Regions from separate parts of the Homo sapiens genome. Here region 1 is linked to region 2. A link is a contact called in ENCODE Hi-C or POLR2A ChIA-PET data. All regions are on one chromosome and are shown on one strand. Each heading gives the region's core, a stretch centred on a gene start or an enhancer-like site at or near the end of the contact. The rest is flanking DNA. Distances are from core to core; before and after follow the strand shown.

Region 1 (4,407 bases), core at 489-2,988, 290 kb before region 2:
CTCACTCTTCAGGGTCCCTATAATTTCTTTTTGAGGTCAATTCTGATGATACTTGTTCTCTAAGTCTTCTACTGTCTTGAATATAAAACTAGCACTTTCATTATAAGCTGCCTTATTTTCTGTTTTATTTGTGTTTATTTCCCTGATAAGGTCTAAGCTGTGCCTGGTGGGCAGGGCTTGTATTTTATGCATCTTTATATTCCTTGTACAACCAGCATTCCATAAAGGTCTATCAAGTCAAATGGACGAACCAAGTTAGGCTTTCAGAAGTCTAGGTTTGCCTCCTGATTAAGAAAACAAATGTACTATAAATGACCACATTGCTTAATCTTCCTAGACCTACAGCTTCCTCATCTGTGAAACCTGAACACCTCCAAATGACCTATTAAGAATAAACCAATAAAGTATTTCCGTTAGTTTCAAGAGAACTATATAAAAAAGTTTGTATGTAGTAACAAATCAAGCAGGGACTTAAGGGAAAGAGAAATGGTTAGACAAATTAGGAGATATAGTATGTATAGTATTAGATGACTTGTGTGAAAATACAATGACAGAGATAAAGGAGGACAAGAGAACATGGCCATTAGTACATTAACAATTCTTATGAGGGTTGAAAAGGCACAAAAAGAAGAAACATCTCAGGGCAGACAAGGTTTTGAGGGAGGGAGGTACCTTTGTGAACTTCTGCTTGTAGGAATATTAATTTTAGTATTTTTGCTATTGGTCAAAAGATTTGCCTACTTTTTTTTTTTTTTTTTTTTTTTTTGAGGTGGAGTCTCACTCTGTCAACCAGGCTGCATGAAGTGCAGTGGTACGATCTCAGCTCACTGCAACCTCCGTTTCCTAGGCTCAGACAATTCCTCCACTTCAGCCTCCTGGTTAGCTGGGATTACAGGCATGCACCACCACGCCCAGCTAATTTTTTTATTTTTACTTGAGACAGGGTTTTGCCATGTTGGCCAGGCTGGTCTCAAACTCCTGACCTCAGGTGATCCACCCACCTTGGCCTCTCAAAGTGCCGGGACTACAGGCGTGAGCCACCACACCCGGCCAGATTTGCCTGCATTTTTATAGAAAACAAGAGACAAGGGAACTTGTTGGATGAAGAGGAATCAGGTGAGAAAGAGAGTTAAACGTCATTGCCAAGGGTCTGGTACATTCAGAAAAAAAGAGTTTATCAGGTAAAACAGTAAAACAGACATACGCATCGTACTTAAAGGAGATGGTCTCTAGTTAAAGTATGAAATACAGGAAAGTCTTTAGTGGACAAGAAAAATTCATTTAATCATTCAACAAATACTTATTGACCATTACTATGAGCTAAGACCTGCTAAGGTCTAGGGACACAGCAGTAAGTAAAACAGACATGGTTCTTACCTTCATGGAGTTTACAGATAAATGAGAGACAGATATTAAGTAAACAAAATTACAAATAATTAATTATGAAGAAAAAATGACGATTTCAGAACAAAAAGATAAGCAATACAGGTAAAATAAAATGACAACATTTCAGGCACTACTATAGAGGCTGCAAAACGTTAAGAAATATTAATGGCGTTGTTAATTGGATGTGTGTGGAGAGCAGAAAGGAACAAATCAAAGTTCCTGCAAAGGATTAAGCCTGTGAGGCTAGCAAACTTTTGTTATTTACAAAAGCGAGGAAGCTGGAGAGAGGTCTGAGTAACAGTTTGCATCTGCACGGGCCTTTTATGGTTCACACAGCACTTTCACTTTCATCTTACTGATCTTTACTATGACACTAGAAATTGAGGAAATGGCAGCTGGATAGTAAAGTGACATGTCCAATGACAGATTTACCGTTAACAAGATAATCACTTGTTCTGTCCTCATGCAGATAGACACAAGTAAAAGAGACACTCTATTTAGTCAAGATTCCTTACAGAGAGAAAAATGGTCGACATTTTAATGGACAATAAAAACCAACGGGCCTGACCAAACAAATAAGCACTTAGCCAGTCAGCAGCTTGAACAGCATCATTCAAACGACTCACTTTGACAAAGTCCAGGACAGCATCTCTCTGGATCTGCTTGGTCCTTATTTTCTCCTCCTCATACTGCAGGGCAGCAAGCTGAGCCTCTCTCCGAGTGCGCTCTACTAACTGCTCCCTTCTCTGATGAAGTTCCAGGTCTGTGTGTGACAGCTGGAACCAAAGCGTTATTGTGCATACAAAAGTAAAAATGAGGATCACGTTACCAATATTCCCTATCAATTTAGGGAACTACTGTTGACCCATGCAACTTTTGCTTTGAAGTCACCTAGCATTGCTTGAAATGTGTTTATTGGCTAATCTTTTCCCGTCTTTGCACGGTTCTTATATGTATTAGGTTGGTGCACCAAACTAATACTATAAAGCCATCATGAAGGTAAAGATTTTCTATCTAGTGTCTAAAAACACTGTTAGCAAGTATCACGTACATATGTTATATTAATCGATTGAGACAGCTAGTAATGCTTAAATATACCTGGCAATTAATGGCAATTTAAGTATTATAAAAGAAAAAAAATCATCTTAGTTTAAAAAGCAAAAATAAACACAACTACTAAACATTACCTGATTGTGACTTGCTGATAGTGACAGGAGGGAAGATGGCTCAGCTGGAACCCTGACCCAAAAAAGAAAAAAGAAAGAAAAAAACTCTTTGATAAAAAGACAAACAGATACATAAAAAACAAATGAAATTTTTATTGTAAATGTAGCTTTCTATTAATCAGTAGCAAACTGCCTAGTTAGCATTGAAGGAGTAGCTGCATTTTGTAAACCTAAGTCCAAGTCATTAAGTGAAACCAGAGGAAAATCTGATGCCTCCAACTCACGTTTCATGTGGTATCAACTGTCTATGTCAGCCAATACCAACAATACAGTTAATTGAGATCACCTTGCAAACAGCATCATTTCTTTATAACACAAATAACTATTATCTTCGTTACCACCATGATTAAAACACGATACATGTAAACTGAGATCCTTTTACATACAGTCATTTTTATCAACTACAGAACCTCGTAACTGTACTTATAAAGCACACCTGCTCTTATTTTCAATCGATGAAGCAATTTTAACACAGAAATAAAGATTCTGGTTTTTTTATTTTTAAGAAAAATACAAAGCCCTTTTTAATGCTTAAAAAAACAAAAAAAAAGTAGTACTTCCTTCTCACTGCTATCAGTGTTAATTCTTATAGTTTACTATTTATCCTTTTCCTGAAACAGATTTCATTGCTCAAGTCTCTGTAACTCATCTTTGTGTCTGAAACTAAAACTGGCAAGATTAGTTACTGTCTGACGTTTAGGACGTGGCCTCCAAAACTATGATGATTAGCCTATCAGGCTGATCTACAGGCACTGAAATCAGTGTGCTAATTAGGGCAACCAAAAAAAACCCATCATCATGGCTCACTGCAGTCTTGACCTCCTGGGCTCCAGCCATCACGCCCAGCTGTCTTTGTTTTTTTTGTTTTTTTTTTTTTAATTTTTCTGTGGCAATGAGGGTCTTATTATGTTGCCCAGGCTGGTCTCAAACTCCTGCCCCTCAAGCCATCCTCCCACCTCAGCCTCCTAAAGTAATTGGATTACAGGCGTGTGAGCCACTGCGCCCAGCCGTTTTTTTTTTGTTTTTTTTTTTTTTTGTGGCCCAAGGTGGAGTGCAATGCCGTGATCATGGCTCACTGCAGATTCGACCTCCTGGCCTCAAGCGATAATATCGCCTCAGCCTTTCGAACAGCTGGCCTACAGGTGTGTGTCAACCAACCCAGGCTTATTTCTGCAGTTTTTGTAGAGACCGGGTTTTGCTAGGTTAACCCAGGTCGCTCTCAAACTCCTGAGCTTTCAAGTGATCCACCCACCGAGGCCTCCGAGTGCTGGGATTACGGGTGTGGGCCACCACGCCACGCCCTGATTACACATTTAGAGTAACAGGAATTAACTGCAACTTTCTCCCTAGATTACTAATTTCACTGTTAAAATTTCCCATAGCTTTTAGCGGCCATCTGTAGATGAACTGAAACAAAACATAGAAAGGACCAAATAAACCAACTCAAGTGTGTTTATGTGCCCTAACCTGAACACTAAACTTTAAAAATGCTTTTCAATTTTTGTTTTGTTTTGTTTTGAGACAGAGTCTTGCCCTGTCACCCAGGCTGGAGTGCAGTGGCACGATCTCGCTCACCACAACCTCCACCTCCCAGGTTCAAGAGATTCTTCTGCGTCAGCCTCCTGAGTAGCTGGGATTACAGGCATGCGCCACCACACTCGGCTAATTTTTGTATTTTTAGTAGAGACGGGGTTTCACCATGCTGGCCAGGCTGGTCTTGAACTCCTGACCTCAGGTGATCCACTCACCTCAGCCTCCCAAAGTGCTGGGATTACAGGTGTGAGCCACCATGCCC
Region 2 (4,890 bases), core at 1,204-3,703:
ATAGAACATATCTCAGAATTGCCCACTGGAAGACTGGAAGAGCAGAGTATTTTTCCTGCAGTTCCTGCCTGCCCTTTGGTCAAAGTTTGTCCTTTGAGGTGTTCCTTTGCACTTCCAGGTTTACTCATGTGTCAGAGTGGACAGCGGATTCCTGCAAGGGTCCCAGGTTGCAGTGCCAGAGACGCAGAATACCAGGTGCAGCTGAGGCAAGGTGCTCTCAGGTTACACCTGTTCATACCTGGTTGTCACAGCAAAGCTGGGCTGGGAAGATGTAAGGCCAGATGTGTAATACAACCTCAGAAAGGTCAAATGTCCTTTTCTGTCTTATGCAAATAGGACTACAATTCAGTTTAATTCTCAGAGTCAGGATCTATGTTTTTTCCCTTGGGGTAAAGAAGAATTCTTCCTTTAACTACTTTTCTAGCAAAGCATAATCCTCAAGGCGTAATTTTAGTATAGTGATTTATTTTTAACCCTGTGGTACTATATGCCTAATGTTCTGAAACACCGTCACTGGAGCAAATCCAGGCTTGAGTCTATCTGTGAAACGGGAACAGAAAACTAAGTGCATCCTCCCTTCCTGATTCTCCCAGTCTTCAAGGCTGTATGTGCCAGGAGCTGGGGATAAAGGAGATAGCCTTAGCTCTCCAGAAGCTCACAGAATGGACAGACAGAGCCAACAGTTTTATTTGTTTGTTTGTTTTTTGAGACAGTCTCCCACTGTTGCCCAGGCTGGAATGCAGTGGCACCATCTCAGCTCACTGCAACCTCTGCCTCCCAGGCTTAAGCAATTCTTCTGCCTCAGCCTCCCACCTAGCTGGGATTACAAGCATCCACTACGAAGGGCAGGGTTTCACCACATTGGCCAGGCTGGTCTCAAACTCCTGGCCTAAAGTGATCCACCCGCCTCAGCCTCCTACAGTGCTGGGATTATAGGCGTGAGCCACCGCACCCGGTCTACAGTTTTCTTTAAATCTTCATCATGCCAGTACTTCCCTCCTCCTGTTTTCATCTTCCTGTATTTGCAAGTTTCATTCATTCTCTTCATTCTATTCATTCCTTCTCTGTACTTTACCTAAACATAGTTGTGAACCCCCAAAATCTGAGCCAGATCAATTTAGGAAGTTTATTTTCCCAAAGTTAAGAATGCACGCAAGTGAAATGGCCTCAGGAAGTCCTGACATGTGCCTAAGGTGGTTGGGACACAGCTCGGTTTTATACATTTTAGGGAGACATGAGACATCAATCAACATATGTAAGATGAACATTGGCTCAGTCTGGAAAGGTGGGACAACTCGAAGCAAGGAGGGAGCCCCCAGGTTATAGGTAGATGAGAGACAAATGGTCGCATTCTTTCGAGTTTCTGATGAGCCTCTCCAAAGGGGGAATCAGATATGCATTTATCTCAGTGAGCAGGGGGTGATTTTGAGTAGAATGGGGGCAGGTTGGCCCTAAGCCGTTCCCAGCTTGACTTTCCCCTTTAGCCTAGTGATTTGGGGGCCCCAAGGTTTATTTTCCTTTCGCGTAGCTTCGCCACTAATGTGTCCTGGTGTCTTCTCTCCTCAGCCTGTTTCTCATCCTGGAAACTGAGGTGTGCTGGCGCAGGGCGATAGCGCAGTGGGGTGGGGTTGGGAGGAAACCCTTATCTGTGGCCGATGGCCCTCCGTTGTTCTATTATTAAAACTCTGGGAAACTGCTATTCTTAATTTATTTTTAAAGACCCTGAGAAGCAAATCTTTAATTTTTTTGTTTTTGTGAGACGGAGCACTCTGTCGCCCAGGCTAGAGTGCAATGGTGCAATCTCGGCTCACTGGAACCTCCGCCTCCTGGGTTCAAGCGATTCTCCTGCCTCAGCCTCCCGAGTAGCTGGGATTACAGGCGTGCGCCACCGCGCCCTGCTAACTTTTGTATTTTTAGTAGAGACTGGTTTTCACCATGTTGGCCAGGCTGGTCTCGAACTCCTGACCCCAAGTGATCCACCTGCCTCAGCCTCCCAAAGTGCTGGAATTACAGGCGTGAGCCACCGCCCCCGGCCTTTAAATAAATTCATCTGATCAAAAGAAATTTAAAAACCAACCAACCCTAATGAGCTCTAAAGACAGCAACACGCACAGGACCTGGAAAGAGCCTCTTCCTCACCGGAGTTTTCCTCACTTCAAGGAGCGGCGCCTTCACCCTCCGGCCTCAGCCCGCGAGGCTGCAACCCTTTCCGCACCTGGCTCCATCTCCCTGGCCCTCGCCCCCGCCCAGCGGTCGGGGAGCGAGAAGGCGGCGGGGGATCTGGCGCCCGGCTTAGGGGCGAGACGGCCGCACCGGGAGCCTAGCGATCAGGGCACCTTGGGCGGGAGGAGCGCCAGCCGGGCACCCAGCGCGGAGGAGGCGGCTCGGCGGCCCCCCGACAGCCACGCCGCCGTGAGCCCCGCCCAGCGTAGCCCCAGCGCGCGCTTCGCGTGTAGAAGCGTCCGGGTGGCGGAGGCCGCAGGCCGCAGGAGTGCTGGTGGAGGGGCTTCCAGAAAGACCCTGCGGCAGCGCCCCCCCTCGGCTCTCCCCGCAGGAGAGCGGGCACCTGCGCGGCGCCGGGTGAAGGCGAGAGCCTCGGCGAGCCCTCTGCAGCGGAGCCCCCTGCCCATTTGGTTTTGGGTAAGAGGAGGGGTCCGCGTCTCTGCAGCTCGGGCGGGATTCCCTGGCGCCCTCTACTCGGTTTGGTTCGGCCTCACGTGTTCCTTTAGCTCCGAAGCCGGGATACGGGTGGGGAAGGGGGGCTCGCGCCCTACAGGCCGAGCCCTGCGGCCGCAGCGGGGTAAGGGTAGGATGGCCGATCGCGCCCAGACCCCAGGGAGTCTCCCTCTCGGCTTTTCTGCCGGCGTCTCCAGCAGCATGATCTGGCATTTATTATTCGGAATAATGTGCCAGGCAGGAGGAGGCCCTGGGTTAAACACGCGGCCCTGCAGCTCCCAGGTGAAACGACTCATCGTTTCCTGCCGGCGCATCTTACTGAAGGGGACCCAGGCCCCACGAAGGGAAGGAACCGTCCTCAAGGTCACGTCGTAGTCAAAGGCCGAGCCCAGACCGAAGCCAGGTGTCCTGCCTTCTAGCCCCGGGCTCTAGGCCCTGTCCCCTTCCCGACCGAATCTCCCAGTCCCGTCCGCGTCCCTCCTCCTCCTCCTCCTCCGGGGTCCTCCGCAAGGCTCTGTTCCCGGGGTTTGGGGAGTCCTCCCTCCGCGCCACAGCGCCCTGGGGAAGAATGCTGGACAGCAGGCAGGCCACAGGGCCGGGGAAGGAGGAGGAGCCGCGGGGACAGGCTGGGGATGCCAGAGTGGTGGTGGGCCCGGGACTGGCCAGGGTGGGAGTCCAGGCGGCGCACCCGCGCGAGGACAAGGGGGCTTTGGCTGGGCGGTGCTGTCTCAACCAATGGGAAGCGTGGCTCTGGCCGAGCCCCCCTCTCTCCCCGCCCTCCGGCCGGCCGTTGGGGAGCGCTGCTCTGGGATTGGCTGCGCCGCCGTCTCGGGCGTTCTCGCGCTCTGCTTACGTGCTGACGCGCGCCTGATAGATACCCTGTGGGTTTGAGCGCTCCGGTCGGTCCCTAGCGGCCCAGGCGCCTTGGGCGTGCGTCCTGCGCGCGGCCGCCTCCAGGCTGCGCCCTTCTGGGGAAGTGTTTGGTGCTGCGCGCGGCGTCGAACTCCGCGTTTTTTTTTTTTCTTTTCCAGCCAGTCAGCCTGGAAATCTGCCTGTAGTCAGCTGATGCAGAGTCACCCTGCAGTTCCTACTTTGAGGGGTTGCAGAAGCACATATTTCACTATGGAGGGCCGCCTGCAGGCCTCGCGCTGACAGGATCTTTTGTGACGCTGCAAATGTCCTGGTCAGTGTCCTTCTTTCTACAAGAGGCGTTGGAGCCGGGCTCTGCATAGGGCGTATATATCCCTGGCCGCCAAGGAAGCTGACCCTTGAAATTTGTGAAGCTTTCATATTCACTCAATACACATTTACAGAGCCTCTACTTCCTGTCAGGCGTCACACAATAAATATTCGGAGGAGCAAGAAGAGAGTGATTCAACATTTGGGTCTTGTCTGTAGGGTGCTCACAGTCCGGGTGGGGATTGGTGGTAGGATGGGGGCTTGTGAATGTTTATAAACAGAAATCCCTCGAATACGACCCTGGCTAGGTAGGTGCAGTTACAGAGGCACAGAAGGGAGGAGATTGGGCGAAAGATTTTTGAATTAGGGGATTAGAAAAGGCTGCTCGGGAGAGTTATCTGAACCAGCTAGGACTTGGTCAGATGCAGTCAGTTTGGTATAGGATGAGCAAGGCTCGAAAATTGGAAAGTACAGGGCTTGTTGAGGGATGGTGTAGCAAACGGTTGAATGAGTAGAGGAGAAAAGTATAGTTGGAGATACGGTTTGGAGGAGCCAGGTGAGGACTCGGGGGCTCAGCTTGTGTCCTCGGGTTTGAAATGCAGTAAGCACTTGTGAATAGAAAGGCTGCTTAATCATTTGCACTACTGTCATTTGTTACACCTAGACCAAACATCTTGGAAATGGCTTTGATTCTTCCTTCTTTCATATCCTACACTCAATCTGTTGGTAAATGGTAGCGGACTCTACCTTCAATATAAAGCCAGACTTACCAATTCTAATCAGTTCCATGGTTTTCACCAAGGCTGGTGTACATTTCTAAGGAACACGTTTTCACATCTCACTGCAGTGGTGCAATATACAACCCTCATGACTGCACATGGTGGCCCTGGATTACTGCCACAGATCCTAATGGGTCTCCCTGCTTCTGCTCTAGTCCATCCTCAACTTATTAACCCAGTGAGAGTTACCTTTTTAAAAATGTAAGTCTGATAATGGCACTCCTCTTCTTAAAACTCTTCTTTTTTTTTTTTTTTT

Evidence for each region. A loop is a pair of places that touch in the nucleus more often than their neighbours do. ChIA-PET counts read pairs that join two places held with the same protein, here RNA polymerase II (POLR2A). Pooled maps may share reads with other maps.
Region 1: a map with no recorded cell type shows a loop between it and region 2 (10-fold over the local background). The contact joins the enhancer-like site here to the promoter of BDH1 in region 2. A Hi-C loop is called at or near these places in 2 of 37 single-sample maps with no recorded cell type and 5 of 50 pooled maps. POLR2A ChIA-PET finds 5 or more read pairs at or near these places in 1 of 52 experiments (WTC11).

What each region holds. Positions count from the first base shown.
Region 1 is chr3:197,845,627-197,850,033 of GRCh38, reverse strand. It overlaps LRCH3 (leucine rich repeats and calponin homology domain containing 3), which reads right to left. Exons shown (of 21, transcript NM_001365715.1): 11 at 2,574-2,625; 12 at 2,013-2,162. All of the region lies in intron 1 of LOC105374310 (a long non-coding RNA gene), which reads left to right. Among named protein-coding and RNA genes, the nearest start is that of LRCH3, 57 kb to the right of the region's middle. RefSeq lists an enhancer at 1,772-1,831. Within about 2 kb of position 1,738, at least 10 of the 41 ENCODE cell types and tissues checked have a DNase peak (open chromatin) inside an H3K27ac peak, as active enhancers do.
Region 2 is chr3:197,553,531-197,558,420 of GRCh38, reverse strand. BDH1 (3-hydroxybutyrate dehydrogenase 1) reads left to right here and starts at 2,453. Exons shown (of 8, transcript NM_203314.3): 1 at 2,453-2,640; 2 at 3,708-3,859.